Linked DNA regions of Homo sapiens: region 1 is linked to region 2. Evidence: read pairs that join two places in POLR2A ChIA-PET (ENCODE). Cell type or tissue: Caco-2. All regions are shown on one strand. Each heading gives the region's core, and the rest is flanking DNA. Links, peaks and the distances in the headings are about the cores only. Region 1 overlaps NRP2 (neuropilin 2). Region 2 has its middle 100 kb from the start of INO80D-AS1.

Evidence for each region. Peaks named below come from ENCODE experiments on the same cell type or tissue, not always from the same donor. Only the 100,000 strongest peaks of a DNase experiment are listed, where the experiment ranks them.
Region 1: POLR2A ChIA-PET joins it to region 2 with 7 read pairs; 2 of 35 experiments call an interaction of 5 or more read pairs at or near these places.

The regions. Positions count from the first base shown.
Region 1 is chr2:205,715,801-205,721,179 of GRCh38, forward strand. It overlaps NRP2 (neuropilin 2), which reads left to right. Exons shown (of 17, transcript NM_003872.3): 3 at 393-574. Among named protein-coding and RNA genes, the nearest start is that of NRP2, 36 kb to the left of the region's middle. RefSeq lists enhancers at 4,443-5,008, 5,009-5,379. In Caco-2, for the core only: no CTCF peak of the experiment used is centred there; no DNase peak of the experiment used is centred there.
Region 2 is chr2:205,980,741-205,986,119 of GRCh38, forward strand. No RefSeq gene overlaps it. Among named protein-coding and RNA genes, the nearest start is that of INO80D-AS1, 100 kb to the right of the region's middle. In Caco-2, for the core only: no CTCF peak of the experiment used is centred there; a DNase peak (open chromatin) is centred at 3,181.

The DNA of each region.
Region 1 (5,379 bases), core at 253-5,252, 270 kb before region 2:
TGCTCAAAGGGGTTCAGCAGCTTGCAATGTCACAGAGCTAAGAAGGAGAGACTAAGATTCTGAGAGAGCATAATGGAAATAAAAATGGTGCTATTGAAGGAAGAAAAAAATGTGTTTTGTGATATTTGATAGAACGATGCTCCTGCTCTTACGTGGGCAAGAGATAAGGCCTTCCAGCCATGTGTTTATTCACTCTGTGGCTTTCACAAAGCACAACGACCTGCAGTATCTCTGTTTGCCAGTCTGTACAAGCAGACATAAGTGCCCTTCGCTTATCCATCTGAAACACCTTAACTTCTGCAAATGAATAGAGAGACATAAGTGGGAGCGACACAGTGGTCCTTCTCATGTCCTTCGAGTGATCTTTTCTTGTCTGTGCCATCCCCACCCAGGTATGACTTTATCGAGATTCGGGATGGGGACAGTGAATCCGCAGACCTCCTGGGCAAACACTGTGGGAACATCGCCCCGCCCACCATCATCTCCTCGGGCTCCATGCTCTACATCAAGTTCACCTCCGACTACGCCCGGCAGGGGGCAGGCTTCTCTCTGCGCTACGAGATCTTCAAGACAGGTCAGTGTGGTCACACGTAGGGGCCGGGAGATGGGCGTCTTAGAGAAGAAGGAGGGACAGCACCCAGTGGGCTGAGGCACTGGGTAAGGGTGACAGTGTCATCCAGCTTGAGCATGGTGAGAGGTTCAAGGTGAACCCACAAACATCATGAGAAGAAGAGCCAGCTCAGATTATCCACCAGCTTAAGGGGGCGGGCTGTGGGCGGGGGGGTGGGGGTGGGGTCAAAACAGCCATTGTTTGTGGTATTAGACAAACAGAAAAACACTTCTTGAAAGAATTGGATTTTTGTATGTTTTTTAAAATCAAAATAATCTTCATGGGAAAAAGCAAAACTCTGATGACTTTCTCACGATTACTTCATGGTCTAATGATGTCTTTATTTGGAACTACATGGGGCTGAGGACATAATCTTTTCATTGTTTGGAGTCTCTAAAGATCTTGCCATGACCTCCCAAATGGGGTCACACCATAGCTTTTAAATTAAAATAAGGTTCCTAGAAATTCCCCTTGGCAGTCCATGTTACCACCTCTGTCCATTGAACCCCTACTCTCTAAATGCCAATGAACTTGACTCCCTGAAAAGCAATCAAAAAATAGCAGAAAAAGAGTCAGAGGGCACTGCACTTGCTTTAAGTTGACTGCTTGATTTCCATCAGGTCCCCCTTAGATTACTTTAGGGCCTGAGAATATGGGCCAGTGCTCATTTCCAAAACTAAATACAGCAGACTTTTATTCACAAGACCCCGCTTCATCAGCTACACTCAAGCTCTCCCAGTGGTGTGTCCTCTTCTGTGATGTGTGGAGCTTGTTATCTCGAGGCTAAGGGAAGCATGTCCTCCAGTCCTCCCCACCCACCACCCACTCCCTTCCTCAGAGGCTCCCCTTCCATCTATGTGTGTGTCTCCCCTCTCCCCCCAGCAGCCCAAGTTTTACAACTCGTGGATGGAGTCTGGTTCGAGGGGAGGTTGTCAGCCTTGTCATCAAGAGGCCCAAGACCGGCGCCTGTTGAGTTCAGTGTGAGGGGAACTATTCATATATATTTTCTTTTTCACTAAACAGCTCTTGAAAGGAAGTGGTAGCTGCTGAAAGCACTTTTTATATCCACTCTGTCTAAATATTTGTCGGATTTGTCTGCCCGAGAACAAGAACGTGGAATCAAATGAAGGGGTGGGGCAAGGGGACTGTGTCATGCAAGAGTGGCAGCCCAGGCTGCTGCAGGGCACAGGTCCCAAGAAGGTTTCTCTGCCTTGGGTTTTCATGCTCCTGACTATGATGAGGTCACAGGGGCTGACAATCTGTGTGTCCAGTGGCTCAAGCTGTTGTGAGGCCCCTGAATAGCTTGATCCATATTCCCCTGAGTCTTGTGCAAAATTCAGATCAATGCCACCAGCACCAGTGGAGCATCCTCTGCTGCCGAGCAGTGGGGAGAATAAAAGAGAAAGAAATAAAAGGGGATGCTTGCTCTCTTCGGGTTGGAGAGGCAGGTGTGCAAACCCTTTGCACGTAACAGATTCGCAGGTGATGTTATTGGATGAGTATGTATGTAAATTGAAAGGAAAACTATGATATGAGGCAGAATGAATAAGTGCAAAGTAAAGGTACAATTGACATGTGGTGGTTATGAAAATGGGGGAGCAGTCAAGTGGCTTAGCAATCGAGGGGCTCCAGAGAATCTATTCAATAGCAAGGTCCCTAGTGCTAATGCTGCCACTCGGCTGCACTGTGCTGGCCATGAAAGGAAAACAGCTCCAAGCAAGATCTTCCAGGAAGCTGGCCAAGGGAAGTCAGAACAAGGGTGAGCAGGGCCATGAAAACTCAGCCTTGGTCTCACACCACCCAACTTAGTATTTCACAAGGCATCATGCTACATTCTCCAGAAAGCCACAGGAAAAGTCAATGTTCACTCTATCCATCATGCAAATTTGAAAGGAGGATATTAAAAGATAAAACATGTAAGAGGGTATCATAATTCAATATCGCTGTCTTGAGGACATGCTGAAGCAGGATTTCAAATGAAGCAACAAGTCTGTGAACTGCCTAGAAACAATGGTGCCAGCCAACGGAGCTAGGTGGCTTCAGCTTGGAGAAATGGGGTGGCCTGCTTTAAGGATTGGGGTTGCCTAGTGAAGAGATTGTAAGAGAAAGCCCTGCCAACAACAGCCACACTCCTGGCAATGTAAGAGAGCAGATGAGAGCCCATAGACTTCTCAGGGCCACTCGTACCTGCCGTCATACCCACCTGCTGCTGGAAGAGCAACTGTCCGCATGACAGTCAGTCTTATATATGCCGGGCGCAGTGGCTCACACCTGTAATCCCAGCACTTTGGGAGGTTGTGGCAGGCGGATCACCTGAGGTCAGGAGTTTGACACCAGCCTGGCCAACATGGCGAAACCTGGTCTCTACTGAAAATACAAAACTTAGCCGGGCATGGTGGCACGTGCCTGTAATCCCAGCTACTTGGGAGGCTGAGGCAGGAGAATCACTTGAACCCAGAAGGAGGAGGTGGCAGTGAGCCGAGATCATGCCATTGCACTCCAGCCTGGACGACAAGAGCGAAATTCCATCTCAAAAAAAAAAAAAAGTCAACCTTGTATAAAGTGCAGAAATGTGCAAGGGAGCAAAATTCAAAACAGAGAAGTTTAGAAAAATGAGCATTCATGCAGGTGCCTTGTCCTATACCCACATTTCCATTGTTGGAGTCAGGAGAGAAAATATACAAAGTTTACGTCATCCACAGAACATGAAAGAAATGGGTGGACATGCTGAAGAAATCCAAACAAACACAGCTATGTTTGCTAGTCGGATTCATAGAGAGGAAGAAGCGGGGGAAACTGTAAACACAGATACGCAAATAGCCATACAGAGGGCTCTAGAAGCCTTCGATGGTACATTACCCTGGTGAGGCTCTGCTGTAGGACCCACAGTGTGAGTGCAGACCAGGGCATGTGGCTGGCGTGGAAGGTTCATGTCTGCCCTAAGTGAAGTGGTGTATAAAAGATTCTATATGTTACCAGACTGTCTACATTTAAAAGGGTAAGCCAGAACAACTTACATACTTAAAAGATCTCAAATCAAGATACCATGAGCAGAACAGAAACAAAAAAAAAAAAAAGGAATTTTTAAACGTAAAATGTCACATTGAAAACAAAATCAGTGGAAAATGTGTGTGTGTGTGTGTTTGGTTTTTTCCAGAAGCTCCTTTAACCATAAGTTCAAGATTAGGTTTTCTTTCCTGTTTGCCTGTGACACTTCAGAAACTGACATTTTTGGGGTCATTCACAGAGGTAGAGAAAACTCGGAGTGCCTACTGCCTCCACTTCCTGAATTCAGGAACTGAATTCACCTTCTGCGGGGAAGGCAAACTCAGCTTTGGGTAAATCCACTGTGTTTTAAATGTCTTGATACCTATAGATTCTTCTACTTGCAGAGTTATTGTAAAATTCACAGCGGAAAAACAGAGTGGACATTTTTCATAGCAGAGTCTTTTCCTATGAAATCATTCGCTGCAACCCAAATCCCCCAGCTTCTGTAGACAATCTTAGCCTTGAGTGGGCTTGAGTATTTGTTGACTTGAGTTCTTCGTTTAACCTTTAAACCTTCTAACACATCTCAGAAAAGGATCTTGGATAAGGCAGATGTCTGCAAGAGCCAGCCAGCTTCTGCCTCCTTTTCTGAGATCTCTTCCTGGCATCTGCTATTCAGCTGCTTTTGTGATGCTGCAAACAGTGAGATGGTACGATTAGAGATGAATGCATGATGTTAACAGACAGGTTTTATTTTTCTGCATAAAAATAGATAAAACTGGACAAAAGTTTTTCCACCGCCTTCAAAATAAGCCAAAGGATATACCCATTTATAGCCATATATCAGAAATGCTTTTTTCTTTCTTTTTTTTTTTTTTTTTTTTTGCCTTAAGTACCTAAGGTTGAAGTTTCTTTTCAGTCAAATGCAGGAGCTCAGGACCCTGGGAACTATGGATACTTTCAAATTTCACATTCTCCAAGCCTCTCTTAGACTCACTAGATGTCCATCGTGGAAGCACTTGTGCCCTACCAATGACAGGAACCAAAGAAAGATTCCGCCAGAAAATTCCCCACTCCCAGGGGGGTGGACATTCCCCTTGCCTTCTAAGGGAATGACAATAGAGCAAGCTCTAAGAGGGCATGTCAGGATGCTCTTTCTAGCTCTCAAGCAAGAAGTGAATAGAGAGTTAATTTCCTCACAACCATGTGTGAGGCTCAGCTGAGTGGCCCGCATGAAGAATGCTGCACAGCAGCCATAAACTCTAACCTTTTCAAAATTCCTCTTGGCCCCCTGAAGACCCGCCAGCTGGCTTGGCTTTGCTGAATTGCCTCATCCCGGGCCATTGAGGAGGCCCTCAGGAGTCCGAAGCCCAATCATAAACAAAGCTGGGGGAGGCAGCCCCAGCTCATCCCTCCAGGACTAGCTGCCCATTGAAAACTCGGCCTGACCTGCTGCTGCCATGCATATGAATGATGGGGTGCAGAGCCTCTGAGATTCGCTGCTTAGAGCCTCCACAGAACCCATGCAAAGGTTAGCCCTTGCCCTCGTGTGTTCCTAGTCCCTACCCTGCCAAAGCACAGCACAAGGTGGAAAGTAGGAAGTGATGGATGGATAGGTAGGAGATACTGGAATTTTCTGTCTGGTGCTGAAGAAAGTTGCAACTCCTCCATCCGCATTTATTTGCATGGCACTTCTTCCAAATCAGACATTTGCCTCTTTCCAGAATGCTGTCATCAATAAAGAGACTCAATGAGAGGCCCCCTACAGGAGCTGCGGATAA
Region 2 (5,379 bases), core at 324-5,323:
GGCTCACGCCTGTAATGCCAGCACTTTGGGAGGCCAATGCAGGTGGATCACCTGAGGTCAGGAGTTCGAGACCAGCCTGGCCAACATGGTGAAACCCCATCTCTACTAAAAATACAAAAATTAGCCAAGTGTGGTGGCACACACCTGTAATCCCAGCTACTCAGGAGGCTGAGGCAGTAGAATCGCTTGAACCCAGGAGGTGGAGGTTGCAGTGAGCCAAGATCACATCATTGCACTCCAGCCTGGGCGACAACAGTGAAACTCCATCTCAAAAAAAAAAAAAAAAAAAAAACCTACAAGATACTTTAAATACTATTATTCAACTTCTTTCTTTCACAGAGAAAGAAATGGAAGGCCGGAGAAGTTAAAACATTTGTTAAACAAGTCTATGGCAGAACCCAGATCTTTATTGTGGGGAAGAAAAGTAATACTCGATATGTGACCCCCAAATGCAGAATACACACCAATGGCTGGAATTTCTAGATTTCATCTAAGTATAATATGTTCTTAATAGAGATATCCAGTAATGGGATGGGCTACTTGAGAGGGAGTAAAGATAGAAGACTTAGCCAGGTGCAGTGGCTCATGCCTGTAATTCCAGCACTTTGGGAGTCCAAGGCAGGCGGATCACAAGGTCTGGAGTTCGAGACCAGCCTGGCTAATATGGTGAAACCCTGTCTCTACTAAAAATACAAAAATTAGCCGGGTGTGGTGGCACTGGGACTAGTAGCCTGTAGTCCCAGCTACTCAGGAGGCTGAGGCAGGAGAATCGCTTGAACCCGGGTGGTGGAGGTTGCAGTGAGCCGAGATCACACCACTGCACTCTGGCCTGGGTGTCAGAGTGAGACTCCATCTAAAAAAAAAAAAAAAATTAGAAAACTTCACACGTGAAGGATGGTTCTTGCATTACGGGAGTTAGTCTAAATTAACCTTCCAGCTCTGATATTCCACACTTCAAATAGAGATAAACGTTTAAGAATATTGTGCACTGTTTATTAATACCGAGGCAACGTTAGGACTACTAGAATAACTAAATCCCACTAGTTCCTTAAAAAGCCTCCCAGGGGGTGGGGATGTAAAAAAAAAAAAAAAGAAAAAAAAAGATCTTTTAAATAAAAAGCCTCCTACCCCTAAATTATTCAATTACAACTTTTGAAGCATCAGTACTGACTGAAGTTCCTTATTTCCCCTACTCACATGTGCTTATACAGCATAAAATGTCTGTAAGACAAGCAGTCAGTGGAGTAGTTAGGAGAGCAGAGAAGCTAGGGTAATAAACAGAACAGATAATTAGTCCTTGAATAACTGATGAACTTAGGCTCCAAGGTCATTATTCCACAACATTCTTTTTTTTTTTTTTTTTGAGATGGAGTCTCGCTCTGTTGCCCAGGCTGGAGTGCAGTGGCGCAATCTCAGCTCACTGCGAGCTCCGCCTCCCTGGTTCATGCCATTCTCCTGCCTCAGCCTCCTGAGTAGCTGGGACTACAGGCACCCACCACCACGCCCAGCTAATTGTTTTTGTATTTTTAATATAGACGGGGTTTCACCATGTTAGCCAGGATGGTCTCGATCTCCTGACCTCCTGATCCGCCCACCTCGGCCTCCCGAAGTGCTGGGATTACAGGCGTGAGCCACCGCGCCCGGCCCCAAACATTCTTAATGGTACTGAAACTACTCCAAACATTTTCGTGACACCAACCAGTGACTGGGTTACAAGTTTGCTCCAGAGGAAACACTTTTCAGAAAGGATGAGTAAGTTGCTTCCAATAATGAGGAATGGCCACAGCTGAGAAGATGCCTTTAAAATACAATCTGGGAAAGTACTCTCCGATCTAATTTGTTTCATAGCATGTTAGTACTTTTAAAATTTTTCTGCAGCATACTTGGAAAAAAATTGGAAGAGTGGCAGGGACAGATATAACATGTCCACTGATAACTGCCATGTGTCCAGCAAGGCTGGCAGATTTGTCCAGTAGAGAAACAACAAGACTTATACCCTGTTGAACTTAGTTTATTGCTTAGACATCAAACAACAACAGCAACCCCAAAAACAAAAAACAAAGAGGCCAGTTCCTCATGTCCTTTGTCCCATAAGGCAACACTGAAACAAAAGTGGCCAGATGACAGCATGGATGATAGCACACTCTAGCTGAGAAGCCTGTGGCATGCTGCAACTAAGCAATTTTATAGCCTGCAGCTATTCCCTAAGGGTAAAGACAAGGCCTCATACCTCAATCAGAACCCAAGAAACAATGAGAGTGTCCCATGACGGCCTCCATGGAAGATGGGGAGGTGAGTGGGAAATGGCCTTAGGGCATCTCCTCATGTTCTGGGACAATCACAGGGCACTATTCCAAGACTTAGATCAGTTGCGGTTAAGCTTTGCCTATGTGGCCTATGTGGAGACTTGCACAGATGACGAGGACATCATGGTGGAGTCATTACCCTAGGCCATGGTGGAATTAAAGAGTCTCTTGGGAAAGATTATGAAAGAGAGGGAAGAGTGACATGCAGACGTCCGTAAAAATAGTCAAAAGGGCTCTGATTAGCAAGCTGAGTCCCCACAAGGGAAAGAGGTCACATGGGCAGTATTGGTTCATTAAGACGGGAATCTACCATGGGCAAAGGGCTAGTGAAAGCCCATTGGACACAGCATAACAGGACACTTTAGACCATTCCTAACACAGGGATCTGGAAATGCTACTTGACATTGTGAGAAAAAAACTCACCTGTCCACACCCAAAGAATGGACTCAAGAGACCGGGAGAACCGTGAAAGTGAGACTTTTAATGATGGTCTTGCAAGATTGGGTGTCTGATGAATGGGAACACCCAGCACAGTTTCAACAAGCAATTTGTCCCCTAGTGCGCAGGTCCCTTCCCCAGTTCCTCATAGGCTGAGGACGATGGGGTCACAATCTTCCCAGACATCGCCTATGATTGTTGGGTAGGGGATTTAGATGGTTTCTTTAGGGTTGTCTTGCTGCATTTTTTTTTTTGCAGCCCACAATGCATTGCAATCCTAGTTAGCTCAGGGGCTCTTCGGGTATTTGACTTAGGACCTAAGTAGCTGGGCAGGCTGATAAGAATAGACAAAGCGAGCTATCTTGCAGACTAGTAAACTTTCATCTTAGACTAAACTTTGGTTCGGGTAAAGGCAACTAAGGGGGTTGGAGGGGGAGGGGGGAGGCCGACAAGCAGGTGTTGGCTATCCAAGCAGAGGCCTAGTATATGCTGTTTCTTCTGTAGTTTGCTGACCTAAGCTGATTCAAGGCACTTTGTCTTGGAAATAGACCACTGTATATATCATTTCCTTTAACAGCAAAAAAACCACATGGGCCGGGCACAGTGGCTAACGCCTATGATCCCAGCACTTTGGAAGGCCGAGGTGGGTGGATCACTTGAGGTCAGGAGTTCGAGACCAGCCTGGCCAACATGGCAAAACTCCGTCTCTACTAAAAATACAAAAAAATTAGCCGGGCCTGGCGATGCGTGCCTGTAATCCCAGCTACTCAGGAGGCTGAGGCAGGAGAATCGCTTGAACCCGGGAGGCGGAGGTTGTAGTGAGCCGAGATCCTACCACTGCACTCCAGCCTGGGCAACACAGGGACGGACACACTGTCTCAAAAAAAAAAAAAAAAAAGAAAAAGAAAGAAAGAAAAAAGAAACTACTAATCTGGCCTAATTCTCTTAGTTTACAGATGAGGAACCGAAGGTCCAGAAAGGTGAGATGATTTTCCGAGGTTACACTTCTACTTTGGAGAAACAGCTTGAGCTCAACCATTTCCTCACGGTCCAAGGCTGCTTCTAGTGGACTACCCACTTCTAAATTGCGACGCAAGTTTTCGCTTTTACCAAAACAAAACTGCACCAGTTAGAAATTGTTCCAAAGCAAAACTGAAACTTCTACTGAGAATGCTACTATTCTGAAGCTGAAATTATGCCTTTAAAAAAACACTTTTTTTTTTTACCAGACTAGTTCAGTGGCATCAAGAATTGCTAAAATCTTAGTAATTTATTTTTTAAAGCATTGTTTTATCCAGATACTTAAGAAGATGTGATTTTAATACTTCATTATTCCATTGCATTTTAAAGCAAGGTTTTAATTTAGTCTCACAACCAAAACACTTTCCAAAAAAAGCATCTCTAATTTGGTAATTTGTGTCAATAAGAAAATATGACTAATTAATATAAATCAGATTTACTGCCAACTTTTCAGGAATACATTTATTTTGTCAAGTAACCTGTTAATTAAACAGGAGTATGATAAGAGAAACAAGTGATAATAATACAAGTAAACAGAGCTTCAAGCTTATCATTTTCAGAGGGAAATGTAGGTAATATCCACAAGCAGGACATCACATTATACTTTTGATACCAAAATTCAAATACAATTTTGGCACTGCTATTCTATCTGTATATAAAAATTAAATAAAACAAAAAAGGCGCTAGATGCATGTTCTTAATGATTAATATTCTGTGCATACTTTTTTCTGCACACAATTTTTAGGGGAGACAGAACACGGATTAATGAAATGCTGACAATCTAACATATTCTGTGACAAATTGGAGTTATAGAAAAAATTGCCAATTTTGAATACCAAGATATATTTGAAGGTTCCTTATTCTCCCTCACTCAAAAAAAAATCAAATATATTATTTGGCGTCTTCTAGCATCATAATGGGCAACAATTTATCCAGGTTCTGCTATATGCATTGAACCATTATCTCCAGCAATAAGGATTTTTATTTTTATTATTTTTATTTTCTTTGAGACAAGGTCTTGCTCTGTCTCCCAGGCTGGAGTGCAGTGGTGTGATCTCGGCTCACTGCAACCTCCGGAGGGTTATCTGTTAGGAAATGATTGCATGAGTTTGGTCAGCAAGTGAGGAAAACCTGCAACACTGGGAGAAATCAAGATGACTACGGATACTGGTGTGAGTTGGGAGTCTTCATATTTGTTCAAAGAATGAATAATTAAAAGAGCAAGTGAATAAAGGCAAAAGTTCACAGTGAGAGCTGGTCAAAAAGGAAAAGATGTTAACTTTGGATTTAGACAAGCTAAATTTAGAATGATGGCTGGATATCAAGGTGGGAGTCCTCAGGAAGGAGCAGGAGATGTGAGGCCAAAGTTTGAGAGTAATCAGAGCAGTAGGTACAATTTTCAAGTTAATCTCCAGGGAGGTCAATGTTTAAGCCAGGGCATAGAAGGATCCTAAACTGGGAGCTCATGTACAGAGTAAGAACAAAAGAGAAGGCTGAGGAGTGATGATGAAGAATTGGAACTGACAAAGAGCCCAGAAAAAGCATCATATGGGAATAAAGTGGAGAAAAGAAACAATGCAATGTTATCAGTCTTGACTGGTTCAAGAGAGGCTAA